5 separate regions of the Homo sapiens genome follow, and all the other regions are linked to region 1. The links are chromatin contacts, found by Hi-C or POLR2A ChIA-PET in ENCODE. All regions are on one chromosome and are shown on one strand. Each heading gives the region's core, a stretch centred on a gene start or an enhancer-like site at or near the end of the contact. The rest is flanking DNA. Distances are from core to core; before and after follow the strand shown.

Region 1 (2,623 bases), core at 50-2,549:
AGCCCTATCACATAGACAGCTGGGCAATTTAAGAATGTGTCTCACCTAAAACATGGGACCCAGGGCAGGAAATGAAGGTAGCACCAGGAAGTGCACTCTCTTACTTTCAGTGAAAACGTTCTTGCCTGTGAGGAGCTAATATTGAGTGACACTCTATTACACCCCTAAATGGCGCTACACGCTGCGGCCACTCTGTTGACTGTTCATGTTAACACTCACACAGGTGTCACAGCAAACAACCATCAATGCTACTTCTAAAGTCGCCCGGTTCCATGAGGAAAAGACCACATGCTTTGTACCACCCAGGCCCAGGCCGTTCATAGGTAGGGGCTTAGCTGACGCCTTTTGAGATACTATGTTTCTCTGCGTCCTGGAAGTTAAGCTAGGGTTGTTTTCCTTTATATACTCCGATTTTTAAAAAAAATTTCTCTGCACTACCTCTTTACCACTGTGGATCTAAACCTTATAATCTAAACCACACCCTCAGCAATCGGAACAGAACGGAAGTTCCCACTCCAGGAAATCTTGAGAAGGTTTGGGAGGGTCAGGAGTGGCACGGGAAAGGAAAAGTCTGGTCAAAATCAAGTCTGTTTAAGTCCGTCGAACCTACTTCCAGGCCATTTGGTTTTCCGTCTCCTGCCCTGCTGGTCTTTCAGGCCACTCGGCCGGCGCCGAGGTGATTTAACACCTGCCGCCGCAGGCCCCGCCTCCGGACTGCGGGTCCGGATCCCTCTCCTAGGAAAGCGCAAAGGCTGCCTTCACAGTCACCACTTTGGAGACGTTGCCTCCGCGCCCTTCCTAACTTTGGAAGCTAAAAATGAGGGGGGGTGGAGGAGAGAGAAGGCCGTGCGGAAAAAGAGCAAGGTTGTCCCCCCTTCCCAGGGCCGCCCCCTGGCCGAGTCGCCGGCAGCCGCCTCCAGCTCCAGCCCGTCCTCCTACAGCCGCGGACCCCGTGCCCAGGGCGCTCCGCGGAGGTGGGATGCGAGCGGCCTCCGGAACCAGCCTCGACCAAGGCAGCGCCCGCGACCGCCGCTCCTTCGCGGGATCGGGCCTGGCTGCCCCGTGAAGGAGCCCATGGGGGCCTCCGCCTCCCCGCGGCCGGCCCCGCCTCCAGCCCGCAGCTCCCCGGCCGCCGTCGGAGCCCTTACCCGCAGAACGTGGTAGCCCTCGGTGCCCCCGCCCGGGATCTCGACGCTTTGCGAGGAGCCCATGGCGGCGGGCGATCGGTGTGGCCGAGCCGGGCTCCGCGCTGCTCCCGCCCCCAGCGCACCGCCTGCTCTAATCCTCCGCGTAGCACTTGGGACGTGGCACTCGCTGCCGCCGGAGAGCCGGGCCGCACAGCCCGCCGGGAGATCGTCTCTGCTGCAGCCCGGGCCGCTGCGACGCCGCAGACAGCGCCACCTGCCGCGAGCCACTGGAAGGGGCCCGAGCGCTCGCGGGCCGGGAGGGCGGAGAGGGAGGGCCGGAGGAGGACTGGGAGGCACCGCGTCGTGCTCGCGAGAGAACAGAAATGCGCTTCCCCCAGCTTTGGCGCCTTGCTACGGGGCCCTGGATTGGACTAGATTTATGCAGACGCGTTCCCGCTCGCCTGAAAGAACACATACTTGGTTGCAGGTCCCCCTGGTGGCCAGAGGCGGGGAAAGGGCTGCTGATGAACAGGAGCGAACTCAACACACACCAAGCTCTCTGTTCTCCGGGTGTGTAGGTATTTTCCCAAACTGTACAGCTGAGGGGAATAGTGGCCTCCTGTGGGCTGCCTAGCATCTGCTCAGCTAAATTTTATAAAAGGAAACGCTCCCTTTATAAAACAGTAGTCTCACAGAGTCACCTACCAACTTCTTTTTTGGTTTGGGTTTGTTTTTTTTTCTTCCTCCCTAATTGTGAGAATAAGATTAGAGGATTGGTCATAATCAGAGCGATGCCAGCGTGGGAAGCACGGTTGGATTTCCCTGGCATTCCACCACCTGCTGCTGCTCGGTTCCCCGTCCTACCTCCTTCAGGTAGCCAGGTCGTATTCATGCTTATTCCGTTGTCGTATTCCGTTGCTGCTTTTGCCCCTTACGTGTACTCCCTCTGAAACCCCTAGTTGCTTTGTGGTCAGTTGGACTGATGTTGCGTCAACCAGGTATTATGTGGATTCCTATGTGATGCAATGTAAAGTACGTGCTATCGCCCATGAAGTATTCTAGCCCAAGGTGGTTAACTTGCCTCTATGGCATCTTGAGTTTGATGTTTACAGGAAGTAAGGGGAATTGAGGAGCAAGTAAAATGACACCACAGGGAACCAGGCAAATACAGGAAGTGGGCCTTCCTTCAGGACAGCTGGCCAGTTCTCTTTGTCGAGTCAGAGTCCTATGAAAGGGCCTATGCCAGATTAAAAGGAACCCGAAGAATATAACCAAGAGACACATTGCAAGGGCTTGAGTTGGGGGCCAACTTGGAGAAATAAGCGTAAAGGACATTTTTGGTTCATTTGGAGAAATTTGAATATGTACTGAGTATTAGAAGAGTAGTTATTCACATGGAAACGTGGAAATTATTGTCTTTTTTAAAAGCTGGTTACAAGACGGGATGTGTCTGTAGACAAAATGAAAAACATGTCCTCAAAATACAGATTAATATG
Region 2 (2,623 bases), core at 74-2,573, 1.2 Mb after region 1:
AGGCGAAATTGCTGATTTACTGGCTACTGCTGGGAGTAATTCATTCCTGAAATGAATAGTCTTGTGTCTTCCATGAAACTGCCAGGCTAAGTTAGCCTGCAAACAGGGTAAAAATCTCTGTTCCTTCCCAGTTCTTGAAACTTTTTTTTTTTTTGAGACGGAGTCTCGCTCTGTCGCCCAGGCTGGAGTGCAGTGGCACGATGGTCGGCTCACTGCAAGCTCCGCCTCCCAGGTTCACGCCATTCTCCTGCCTCAGCCTCCAGAGTACCTGGAACTACAGGCGCCCGCCACCACGCCTGGCTAATTTTTTTGTATTTTTGCTAGAGACAGGGTTTCACCGTGTTAGCCAGGATGGTCTCGATCTCCTGACCTCGTGATCCGCCCGCCTCGGCCTCCCAAAGTGCTGGGATTACAGGCGTGAGCCACCGCGCCTGGCCCCCAGTTCTTGACACTTTTTAAGGTATAGTTCCAAAAACCTACCAGCGCTGTATGTGCACAAACTAATTTCTGTCTTCAAATATTTTCTTAATTATTCCATACTTACCAGCATTATTACGTGGAACATCTGATAGAAAACCTAAAGAAAAATAGCACGACTATGTGTTAGAACATTCGTTATTAAAAATCTTTTTGTTCTTTCATTTTGAGAGACTCCAATTTGGTGCATTATGTGTACACGTCAGAGCCAACTTGTTAGTAATGAAGTTATCTGTACATCAATGTGTTAGAAAAGCATCTTTTGAAACCAAACGCGCAGCTACTCCTAACAGATTTCTGTGGTCATGTATTTACCAAGAAATTTAAAATATCTCAAAGGTCCTAACGTAAATATTCTAAGCATATCATTACGTTTTAACATTCCTATTTTTAAAAAACTTGGCCCCATCTAGTCCTGACCATGCCTCAGAAACCAAAGGATTAAAAAAACAGCGTTTATGTCAGCGAATCCGCGGGTTTTTATAGTTAAGGGAGGGCTTTGCTCCTCACACTCCACCCGCGAGGAGATCTGCGGACGCACACACCACGCCTAGGCCTCGCGCGCTCACACACCTGCCGGCTCCACCCCGAGGGTAGGCATCGGACCCAATCGGGGGTCGTCCCCCATGGGGAGCGCGCAGGTGGGGATGGGAGTAGCAGGCAGGGCGGGGGCCCACGGGCTTCTCACTGACCCAGTCCCGCCGTCGGCAGCCGCCCCGGCGCCCGTGACGCTCCTGCGGGTTCAGTCCTTTGGCCTCGCCCCACGCCTGCCCTCTCGGCAGCCCCACTCACAAGCCCAGCTCGCAAGCGCAGGCGCCTCTCTTCTCTAGCCCGACCGCCAACTGCAGCACCTCCCTTGTTCCTCGGCTACGGCTGGCGTCACTTCCGGCGGCGTTGCCAAGCAACCGCGTGGTACGAGTAACAACTCCACCGGCTGGCGTCCGCGGCGCTTGGCGCCACAGTCACTTTTCCAGATCTAGGAGCATCATGGACACCTCGTCAGAGATGCTGGTACGGTTTGGACGGCGCTGTGGACGGGCGAAGGAAAGTACAGGTGAGCTAAACTGACCTATCCAGGGACAGGGATTGTTTCTGGACCCCCGGCATGGAGTGAGAGGCGAGGATGCCGAATGAGGGCTTCAGTTGCCTTTTGAAATGGACTCCACCAGGTCGAAAGCATCCTCAATAAGCATCTTTGGGCTCTGTGTGAAGTTAGGCCGTCTTGCCCTCAGGTGAATGGGTGAAGGAGGGAAACGGGGAGTGGAAGTGGGTGGGAGAATGTTTACAGAAATAGGGGTGGAGAAAAGATAGGAAATCAGAGACCCCCACCCCCAGCCCCAGCTGACCTAAAACTGCGCAGTTGCAGCTCTGAGAGTCTGGGTTTTGTTAAATTTCCCGCACGCTTAAAGTTTGTTATTCACTGATTGAATTGGAATATCTCTTGGAAATATAAGTCACCTCTTTAGAGGCTTGGCTCTTCTGCAAACCTGCTGATTGGTCTTTACTAAAAGTCTCTGAAGGAAATATCTCCATTTCCTCCTCTCTAAAGTAAATATAAGGTCTCTCTCTAAGTCAAATGCTTTTAGAGAGTTAAAAAAAAATCGTGTGACATAAAGTACTGTAATTCAGGTGACCTGTTATAACAATTTGATTTTGGAATAGAAATAGACTTCTAAAGAACTCTATCAATTCTAGCTACAACAGTTTCTTACGTCTGTAAATTAGCAATTAATGTTGTCATGGTGACAACTAGAACTTTGGCAATTTGAAGTATCTTCATGTCATTGCCCGAGCTTCTGTAGCAATAGTGCCCCCTGCACCAGATGCAGAGTGACAGCCAGTCATTCTTCACTAGTGGATATTTATGCAGTGGAGGTTTTATGAGGTTAGCAGCGGACTTTTGCCATGTAAAAGGAAAGAAACAGTACCAACATGGCCAGTTTTGGAAAAGCACAATTAGTCCCACACATTCACTTTCCTGCATATGCATTTCTGCACTACCTGGTTTAGATTTACCTAATAGTTGTTAAATAATGTTTTGTGGCAACTAGCTCAAAAGCTTCCACCTGAGCCTCACTGCTAAATTTTAATCTCCATTTTTAGGGGAAGGCTAAGTTGGAGAGAGGTTCAGAGATGTGTGCAGCTA
Region 3 (2,623 bases), core at 47-2,546, 1.2 Mb before region 1:
AGCTAGGTACTGAGTTTGCTGGAACCTCCGGTTCAAAGCCTGCAACTGCAAACTGGAATAAATCGTCCTGGGTTTACGGATCTTTTTTCCCTTGCCATTGAAGCGCACTTCACCGCCTTCCACCACCGTGCTCTTCTCCGAGTCCGCCCCTGGAGGGACAGCAGAAGTAGGGCCCGTTGTTAATACGAGGGGCCGCCTTTAGTGCGAACAGCCGAGAGCGAGTGGCTACCGAAGGGTGGCGGAGGCAGCACCAGGGAGAGAACGTTCAAGAAACTCTGAAAGCCAGGGAAGGGTCCCCCAAAATCCGAGGGCCTGTCCCGGGACGCTGCAGGAGGGATAGAGCCGTTCCCAGGAGCTCAGCTCCTGCCTTTGCAGGGAAAGTTTGCTATTTTTGCAGGCGGTAGTTGAGGTTTAATTACCCTTAATTGCATACATTGTTTATAGCGCTACGCAATAAATAATTACCGAGACTAATACGTGCACATGTGGGTTTCTGTTTTCCAGCGGGGCATTGTGTGCTCTGCACACCGAGCCGCCCAGAGGCCCAGCCAGTGCCAGGAGACGCTCTGGGATTTATCCTTGGCTGGATAGTTGCAAATTGAGGGAATTTTTAAAAAAATTTATTTGCTGTGACAAGGATCTATAGATTGATATTCGAAACCTCCACTGCTCCCGCGCCCTCCCCACCCCCACCCCACCTCGCTCTCCTCTCTTCTCTTTCTCTCTCTCTCCCTCTCCTCTTCTCCCCCGCTCCTTCTTTCCCTCTCTCCCTTGTACCTCCTCCTCTCCCTCTCCCTGGCAAGCGCACGTACCTGGGTCCTCCAGGCGGCTCTGGGCGAGGCTGGCGCTGCCCGGGTAGGACTGCACCGAACTGATGTAGGGGCTGGATGCGTGGCTGCTGACCGAGTTGACGTAGGGGTAGCCCAGCGGTCGGGAGAAGGACGAGGCTGAGCTGTAGGCGCCGTCGGGCTGCGAATGGCCCGCCGAGTGTAAACAGTGCATGGAGTAGTGCCCGTGGGACATGGGAGAAGGAGACATTTGCTGGTTGGGCGGCCCAAACTCCATAAACACCGCCTTGCCCGACACGGGGCTGTTGAGACTTTCTGGCATGGTGGTCATGGTCATCTCTTCTCGCGGGGTCTGGGTGTGGGACTTTCTCTCCTCTGCTTCCCTTTTGGGGGTCTCTATGTTTCTCAGGACAGGAAGGAACCCAATTTAAGCGGAACAGGGGTTTTCACTTTCCATTCATAAGAAAATGGAGTTTGTCTCTTTGAAAAGTCTAAGCATGATGCTGCTGAGCTCCCCAAACTCGGTTCAAAGCTTTGACTCAGCGAAGGTCATAAATATTCATGAGCTGGCGGAGCTGATTGGTCCGCTGTCTTGCATAATCACTGGGGATTGGTCCGAGGCGCTCGGGCTCCGCTGGACTAGAGCGGGCGAGGCGGCCCGGCCTCGGGTAAGACGCATCCACACTTCCCGGCCGGGGCTCCTCTGCAACAGAGCGCGCCGGGCAGGAAGCACAATGGGCTGCGGCGTCTGCGCCGGGGCCCCTGCGGCCCGCGGCTCATCGGCCTCCCGCCTCCCTCGCGCGCTTTCCTCCCCAGGAACCAACCAGCGGCTCCGCGCCGCCGCCCCCCTACCACTGTCCCCACCCTTCAGCGGTCCCTAACACCGGACACCCGGGACCGCTTCTCGTCGCTGCCACTCAGTTCGGCGCAGAGCTAGGGCGGCTCAGGAGGAGACTGACCTCTGCCTCTGGAGCGCGGAGTCGCGCACTGGGGGCGCCCGAGGCGGCCAACAGACAGAGGTTCTCCTAAGAGCCTTGTGCCTAGCGCAGCGCCTATCCGGCCGCGCCTCCCCGGTACGCTCTGCCGCATCCCTGGAGTCGGGGCTTAGGGGCCCTCCCTGCGAACTCACTCACTCGGCCGCTGCGCCAACGCCGCTGTCGCTCCCTGGGGCCCGCTCGCATTGCTCCAGGCCCAGCTGGCCACTCCAGCTCGAGGCTGCACGGGTCTGATTAAAGCAGTGCGCGTGGAGAGCCAGGAACCCGCGCTTCTCCTCCCAGGAAAGGCGGCTGCACCGCCCCCTCCCCCAACACACACATCCTCTTTCCCTCCCAGCCTTCCTCCTCCTCCCCCTCCCTTCTCCACTCCCCATGCGCGGAGAGCCCCGGGCTCACTCGCCCCGAGAGCGCGGCTCAGCGTGGAGCCCAGGGGGCCTAGGGGCTCAGATCTGCTGGAGCCACCGACGCCAGGTGGTCATTTTCCGGCCTCCTGAGGTCTAGCGCGACTTCCAGAGTTTAGGAGTCCCTGGGGGACACCGAAACCCGCAGCAAACCCAGGCCTGTGGTAGGCTCCCTTATCTATGTGTAGACGTCTCTCGTTGCCACCCAGGATCTTCCTCACCTCCAGTGGCCAAAGCGCGCGCCACCAGGCCTAGGGGGCAGGGCTAGTGGAGGCAAGATCTGCCGCTGCTCCTTCTGTCTTCTGGGGTGCTAGGTACAAAAAAGTGCACAAGAGCCCCCACCCCATCGCCACTACTACCAATACAGCCAGTCCCTCGCGGTGTGGCGTACACCACCCTGGCTGTAAGTGGATGTTGGTTCCCCATCCCGCCAGCCCCA
Region 4 (2,623 bases), core at 67-2,566, 1.1 Mb after region 1:
ATAACTTTAAGGTGAAAAATGTTACAGTTCCTTAGATACTCTATGCTAAGGAACATACGAAAACAAAAATGGGAGAATGTGGTCATACTAACACAACATTAAACTGGGGAGTATGCCTACTAATTTACTAATACATTGGATAGCCAGTTTCCTGTTTCGTATTCCTGACATTAGCACTGCAATGAAAAAAGGAAGCTGTGCTATTAGTTTGCTAGAAATTACAAACCAAGTCTTCTACTTACAAAGTACTTGCCTCCAGGACTCTACTAAGCCACCCAGTCATCCCAACTGTACAAAAGTTATGTGAACAAATCATCGAGAATATTGCCATTAGTTGACTCTAGTTATGAACTGATGTAGGTACACTTCCTGGAAGCATCCCCTGACACACTGCAATTGCATTCGATACCATGGATACACATAGGAAGCACTTGCAACGGGGTACTGTGTGATCCACATCCCCCTAGAGAAATTACTCAATTTTATGCATTGTCTTGTCTATCACAATCTACACTCCTAAGTTACTACCGTGATCTAGGGCCCCCTACAAAGCAAACGATGAAATAAAATAACTATTTAGACCCTGCAAAACCTATTTGGCCTAATTTTGGAACTGCGTTTCATCAGATACTTTTCCAGAATGTACGACTGTAAATGAAATATTACCCACGTTTTCCCGTTTCACACTGAAACCTGATGTGAGCGATGAAGGCCCTAACAGACCAAAAGAGTGACGCTGGTGTACATCTGCGGCCCAAAGTTCTTTGGCCTCCAGTCAGTCCCATAGGCTCCACAGAACCCTCCGGCGTTTACCCCGTGCCCACCTCCCCAGAAACTTTACAGAGATGGCCACAAGCCTTCGGTGAGACTAGAAGGCGGTGGAGGTAAAAAAAAAAAAAAAAAAAAAAGACGCAATGGGGATGAGGGCAGCCACAGTCCCGTCTCTAAGCAACCGCGGAACTGCCTGGGCACCAGCCACGTGCGGGGAACCCCAGGATCCCGCATTCCTCGCGGGGGCAGCCTCGCCGCCGCCCGCGCCCCCTCGGCTCCGCCGCCTCCGGCTGCGGCCCACGCGGCGCTCGGCCTGAACGTGAGGAAGGCGAGGGGCGGACGGACGCCGCGAGAAGCAGTAAAGAACGGAAACGCGCAGTCGCGCACCAGCAAAGCGGACCCTTTTGTAGCTTCTCATTAGCCACCGAGAGTTACTCACCTTTAAGGTTCCGGCCCACAGAAGCCGCGCCACAGGCTCACAAACAGCAACAGCAACGACTCCACCTCCCAGCGCCGCCGGCCAGCCTAAAGCGCTCCAAGAAGATGGGGACCGTCCCGGCAGCTCTTGCGGCCTGGGTGGGCAGGGCCACGGACGAGGTGGAGCGGTCCCTGTGCTCTGAGCATGCGCGGCTGCCGGGGCCTCCCAGGGACCCTGGAGTCCCGCCCTCAATCCCAAACAGATTGGGTTAAAAAGTACTCCAGGTTGTAGGGGAATGGCTGCTAGTTTGTGTTAGTATAAACATTTATTTTTAAGTATTTCTGGACGGCGTCTGTACCCCAGCCCTTCCTTTGGCCCTCCATTCATGTGAAGTGCTTTGGGTTTTTTTTCAGATATTTTCCAAAAATGTGTGTGAATACACACACACATCGTGTTGTAGTAGTTCTCAAAAAAAAAAAAAGGACAAGTGAAATTTAAAAAAAAAATCAAAGATCCATGAAATCTTAGAGTTTTGAAAACAATACAGTACAGCGTGTAAAAACTGGGTGTCTGGAATCAGACTGCCTGCTTCAAATAATGGTCCTCCTGCTGTGAAACTGTGATCTTGGACAAGTTGTTCAACTTCTCTGTTCCTCAGGTATAAATAGGGCCGGTAATAAATACTACCTAGTTCATACAATTGCTGTGAGTATTCAACTTGATGCAATATTGTCAACCTAAAGGGAAAAACTGAGGCAAAATTAATATAAGTAGACAGTTTATTTGAGCCAAGTTTGAGGACTGCCACATGAGAGCATGGATTCAAATTGCCCTGAATATATGCTCTGATTAGCAGCACTTACAAGTAGCTTTTAAAGAAAAAAGAAGAGGCAGTTCCTAAATTGTTTACCGATAACTTACATTACAATAACAAGCTATTGATTGGCTATACATTCTTCTTTGTATCACAAATTCGAAGAACATGAAAATGGATGAAGCAGGTAGTAAGGGACAAAGTGACTTGAAACAATTGCCCCCCAAGCATGGCGACTGATATAGTTTGGTTCTGTGTCCCCACACAAATCTCATCTCGAATTGTAATCCCCATAATCCCCAAGTGTGGAGGGGAGGAACCACACACAGGGTGGGAGGTGACTGGATCATGGGGATGGTTTCCCCCATGCTGTTCTCCTGGTGGTTTTATAGGGCAGTTTTCCCTGCTCTTGCTCGCTCCCTCTCACCTGCCACTGTGTAAGACATGCCTCTTCCCCTTCCACCATGATTGTAAATTTCCTGAGGTCTCCCCAGACATGCGGAACTATGAGTCAATTAAACCTCTTTTCTTTATGAATTACCGAGTCTTGGGTATGTCTTTATTGCAGTATGAGAACTAACTAATACAGGGGTGTAGGGACATGACTGAAGTCCCAAACT
Region 5 (2,623 bases), core at 64-2,563, 1.1 Mb after region 1:
TCGCTCAGTATTTTGTTTGTTCTCCTGGTATGGAGGGTATTCTGTAACTGACTGCTCAGTAGCCCAATTCTAAATGTCATTCCAGCATACCAAATAATCCACTGACAGCTCAACAGTCACTTTTCATGCAGGCCCCTCCCCTTCCCTCCTCCCTCAACCCTCAAGAGCTCCTTCTCTCACAGTGACAGACACACTGGCAGTTCAGAAGACCTTTTCCTCAAGCGTCCTTCCCTGCACGTACAAGACCACCTCCCCAGCTCTCATCATCCCGCGAGCCAATACGGTCCCCAATAACATCCCCTCCCAGCCAATCCAAATCACAACCTAAGTCTCTTCCCAAGAACCAGGCTTTACAGCCTTTCCCAACAAGTACACACTTGACAGCTCGACACGAGCTTCCCCAAAAATCATTTCCCCTCACTCCCCTCCTACCCCATACACTGGCTCTTTTCTCGCTATCATTTACCCACCCTGGCTTCCCCAAAATTCACAGCCCGGTTTCCTAAACATGCTCTCCGCTCTCCTCTCCCCTCCTTCTCCTCCCCACCCCCTTTCCACCGCTGACAGCTCAGTCACCTCCATCCCCCTGTGGCTGCACCCTCCCCCGCACCCTCCCCTTGACAGCTCAGAGTGGGCTCCCAGTGCTCCGCTCCAGGCCCTCCCGCGACGTCCCCGGCCCAGGGTCGCCTCGCCCGCGGGGAGGGCTCCACTCACCCGCTCTCCCGCATCACGTTGCTGTCCCCGCAGTCGCAGGCGCCCCCGGCCTGGCTGCGGAACATGTTGAAGTCGTGTCCGGTGTGGTCGCCCTGGTGGAAGCACTCGGCGCACAGCGACATGCAGGGCGAGATGCCGCACGTCCGGCAGCGGTAGGCCACGAAGTTGGCTGTCCAGACCAGGCCGCAGAGCGCCGCGGGATCGTAGGCCCGCACCGCCGCGCAGAACTCGTCGTAGCCGCCGCCGCCCGCCAGAAGGCACTTACACCACTCCAGGGCCTCCTCCTCGGCCGCCCCCGGACCGCCCCCGCCTCCGGCCGCCGCCGCGTCCTCGCCGCCGGCAGCCGCGGCCAGCGGCCGCTCGGCGCTCAGCACCCGCTCCAGCAGCGCCTGCAGCTCCTCAGCACCTGCGCGGTTGTCCGGCCGGCTGAGGGCCGCCTTGAGGTGCGCGGCGGTGGCCGCCTTGTCTAGGGCCAGCCCCGGCGCGGGCAGCTCGGGCTGTGACGGCTGCTGGCCCCCGACGGCCGCCGCGGCCGCCGCCGCCATGATGAGAGCTCAGAATTTGGAGAGTCCAGGGCCAGCGGCTCCTCCAGGGAGAGTGAGGGAATAGACTGCTGCGATTGCTCGGCCCGCCCAACTCTCGCGATACCCGGAGCGTCCGCGCTCCTCCGCCCGCAGCCCCGCCCCTACACACGCCCCCTCGGGCTGCAGAGCCTTCCTCCCGCCCCTCTCTCCTGGGCGCCTGTGGACCAAGCTAGGCTCCCAACTTTCTAAGTTAAGAGCTACTGAAATAAAGTACTCACCTTATAGGAAATCTTTAATAAGGGCAATTATTTCTTTATTTGCATAGACTACAGGAATTATTCACATCATCTTTCAGATGTACTTTAGGCATCTGCATTTTGTCTGAGATGTACATTCCTACTGTTATCAAAGTCCAGCGGGCGACAGAATGAAACCCCAACTTAAGGAAAACAAAAACTGTAGGAAAAGCAATCCAAAGAAGAACAGAAGGCCAGGCGCGGTGGCTCACGCCTGTAATCCCAGCACTTTGGGAGGCCGAGGCAGGCGGATTACTTGAGGTGAGGAGTTTGAGATCAGCCTGGCTGACATGGTGAAACCCTGTCTCTACTAAAAATACAAAAATTAGCCGGGCATGGTGGCGCACGCCTGTAATCCCAGCTACTCCGGAGGCTGAGGCAGGAGAATCACTTGAACCCAGGAGGCGGGGGTTGTAGTGAGCCGAGATCGCGCCACTGCACTCCAGCCTGGGTGACAAAGCGAGACTCCGTCTCTAAAAACAACAACAACAACAACAACAACAAAGAAGAACAGGAGTGTTTCCAATCCATAACCTTGTGTTTGAAATGAATGAAACATAATTAAAACAGGTTATTCCTGGTCTTCTACATGAGTTAAGTATGTCACGATCATCATATAACAGTGATAAGTTAAATTTGCTCAATAATTTTACGAATCACTAAATTATAAACTAAATAAAACTTTATGTATTAACTTTACATGCTAAAACTTTGTATGTTTTAACTCATTTGATTCTCATAACAGATAACTTTGAATTCTGCTATTCCTAGAAGTAGCAGCCTCAGACACTTCTCTACTTCGTCATCGTCCATTCACTCTTTTTCTTCTTCCTATAATAATGCAAAGAGGTGTCCATCCACAGGCTTAAACGCAATCCTGCAATCCTTTTACTTAACCACTGGATCCTGCCTTCTCAGGATCCCAACTCCATCCAATATCCTCTTGCATTTTTAACCCCTCTCTTTCTATTAGCTCAATTCTTGTCAGAATTTGTCTCCTCCTGTCTTAAAAATAATTGAAAAAATAATAAAGCTTCCCCCATTACTAAGCATCCAACCATTCTTTTCGTAGGCCACCTTTCTCTTTCT

The links. A loop is a pair of places that touch in the nucleus more often than their neighbours do. ChIA-PET counts read pairs that join two places held with the same protein, here RNA polymerase II (POLR2A). Pooled maps may share reads with other maps.
Region 2: a loop to region 1 is called in a map of uterus, with 9 times the contacts of the local background. The contact joins the promoter of PHOSPHO2-KLHL23 here to the promoter of GORASP2 in region 1. A Hi-C loop is called at or near these places in 3 of 168 maps with a recorded cell type or tissue (CD4-positive, alpha-beta memory T cell, CD8-positive, alpha-beta T cell and uterus) and 10 of 50 pooled maps. POLR2A ChIA-PET finds 5 or more read pairs at or near these places in 2 of 52 experiments (OCI-LY7 and WTC11).
Region 3: a loop to region 1 is called in a map with no recorded cell type, with 4 times the contacts of the local background. The contact joins the promoter of DLX1 here to the promoter of GORASP2 in region 1. A Hi-C loop is called at or near these places in 2 of 168 maps with a recorded cell type or tissue (CD4-positive, alpha-beta memory T cell and ascending aorta), 3 of 37 single-sample maps with no recorded cell type and 5 of 50 pooled maps. POLR2A ChIA-PET finds 5 or more read pairs at or near these places in 3 of 52 experiments (K562, MCF 10A and OCI-LY7).
Region 4: a loop to region 1 is called in a map of naive thymus-derived CD4-positive, alpha-beta T cell, with 25 times the contacts of the local background. The contact joins the promoter of SSB here to the promoter of GORASP2 in region 1. A Hi-C loop is called at or near these places in 1 of 168 maps with a recorded cell type or tissue (naive thymus-derived CD4-positive, alpha-beta T cell), 2 of 37 single-sample maps with no recorded cell type and 9 of 50 pooled maps. POLR2A ChIA-PET finds 5 or more read pairs at or near these places in 2 of 52 experiments (CD4-positive, alpha-beta memory T cell and activated CD8-positive, alpha-beta memory T cell).
Region 5: a loop to region 1 is called in a map of CD8-positive, alpha-beta T cell, with 7 times the contacts of the local background. The contact joins the promoter of UBR3 here to the promoter of GORASP2 in region 1. A Hi-C loop is called at or near these places in 3 of 168 maps with a recorded cell type or tissue (CD8-positive, alpha-beta T cell and naive thymus-derived CD4-positive, alpha-beta T cell), 3 of 37 single-sample maps with no recorded cell type and 19 of 50 pooled maps. POLR2A ChIA-PET finds 5 or more read pairs at or near these places in 1 of 52 experiments (HEK293).

The regions. Positions count from the first base shown.
Region 1 is chr2:170,927,929-170,930,551 of GRCh38, reverse strand. It overlaps GORASP2 (golgi reassembly stacking protein 2), which reads right to left and starts at 1,299. Exons shown (of 10, transcript NM_015530.5): 1 at 1,149-1,299. The coding sequence starts at 1,211. RefSeq lists a silencer at 821-1,520.
Region 2 is chr2:169,693,169-169,695,791 of GRCh38, reverse strand. PHOSPHO2-KLHL23 (PHOSPHO2-KLHL23 readthrough) reads right to left here and starts at 1,323. Exons shown (of 5, transcript NR_144936.2): 1 at 1,170-1,323; 2 at 545-577. CFAP210 (cilia and flagella associated protein 210) reads left to right here and starts at 1,387. Exons shown (of 9, transcript NM_001085447.2): 1 at 1,387-1,531. The coding sequence starts at 1,465. PHOSPHO2 (phosphatase, orphan 2) reads right to left here and starts at 1,323. Exons shown (of 4, transcript NM_001008489.4): 1 at 1,170-1,323; 2 at 545-577. RefSeq lists a silencer at 1,015-1,294 and an enhancer at 1,425-1,604.
Region 3 is chr2:172,084,180-172,086,802 of GRCh38, reverse strand. It overlaps DLX1 (distal-less homeobox 1), which reads right to left and starts at 1,296. Exons shown (of 3, transcript NM_178120.5): 1 at 813-1,296; 2 at 1-149. The coding sequence starts at 1,125. RefSeq lists enhancers at 425-1,036, 1,068-1,187, 1,037-1,650, 1,651-2,262, 2,263-2,623 and a silencer at 1,468-1,577.
Region 4 is chr2:169,797,564-169,800,186 of GRCh38, reverse strand. It overlaps SSB (small RNA binding exonuclease protection factor La), which reads right to left and starts at 1,316. Exons shown (of 12, transcript NM_003142.5): 1 at 1,211-1,316. RefSeq lists a silencer at 882-1,081 and an enhancer at 1,033-1,533.
Region 5 is chr2:169,826,144-169,828,766 of GRCh38, reverse strand. UBR3 (ubiquitin protein ligase E3 component n-recognin 3) reads right to left here and starts at 1,313. Exons shown (of 39, transcript NM_172070.4): 1 at 715-1,313. The coding sequence starts at 1,259. RefSeq lists silencers at 570-699, 960-1,519.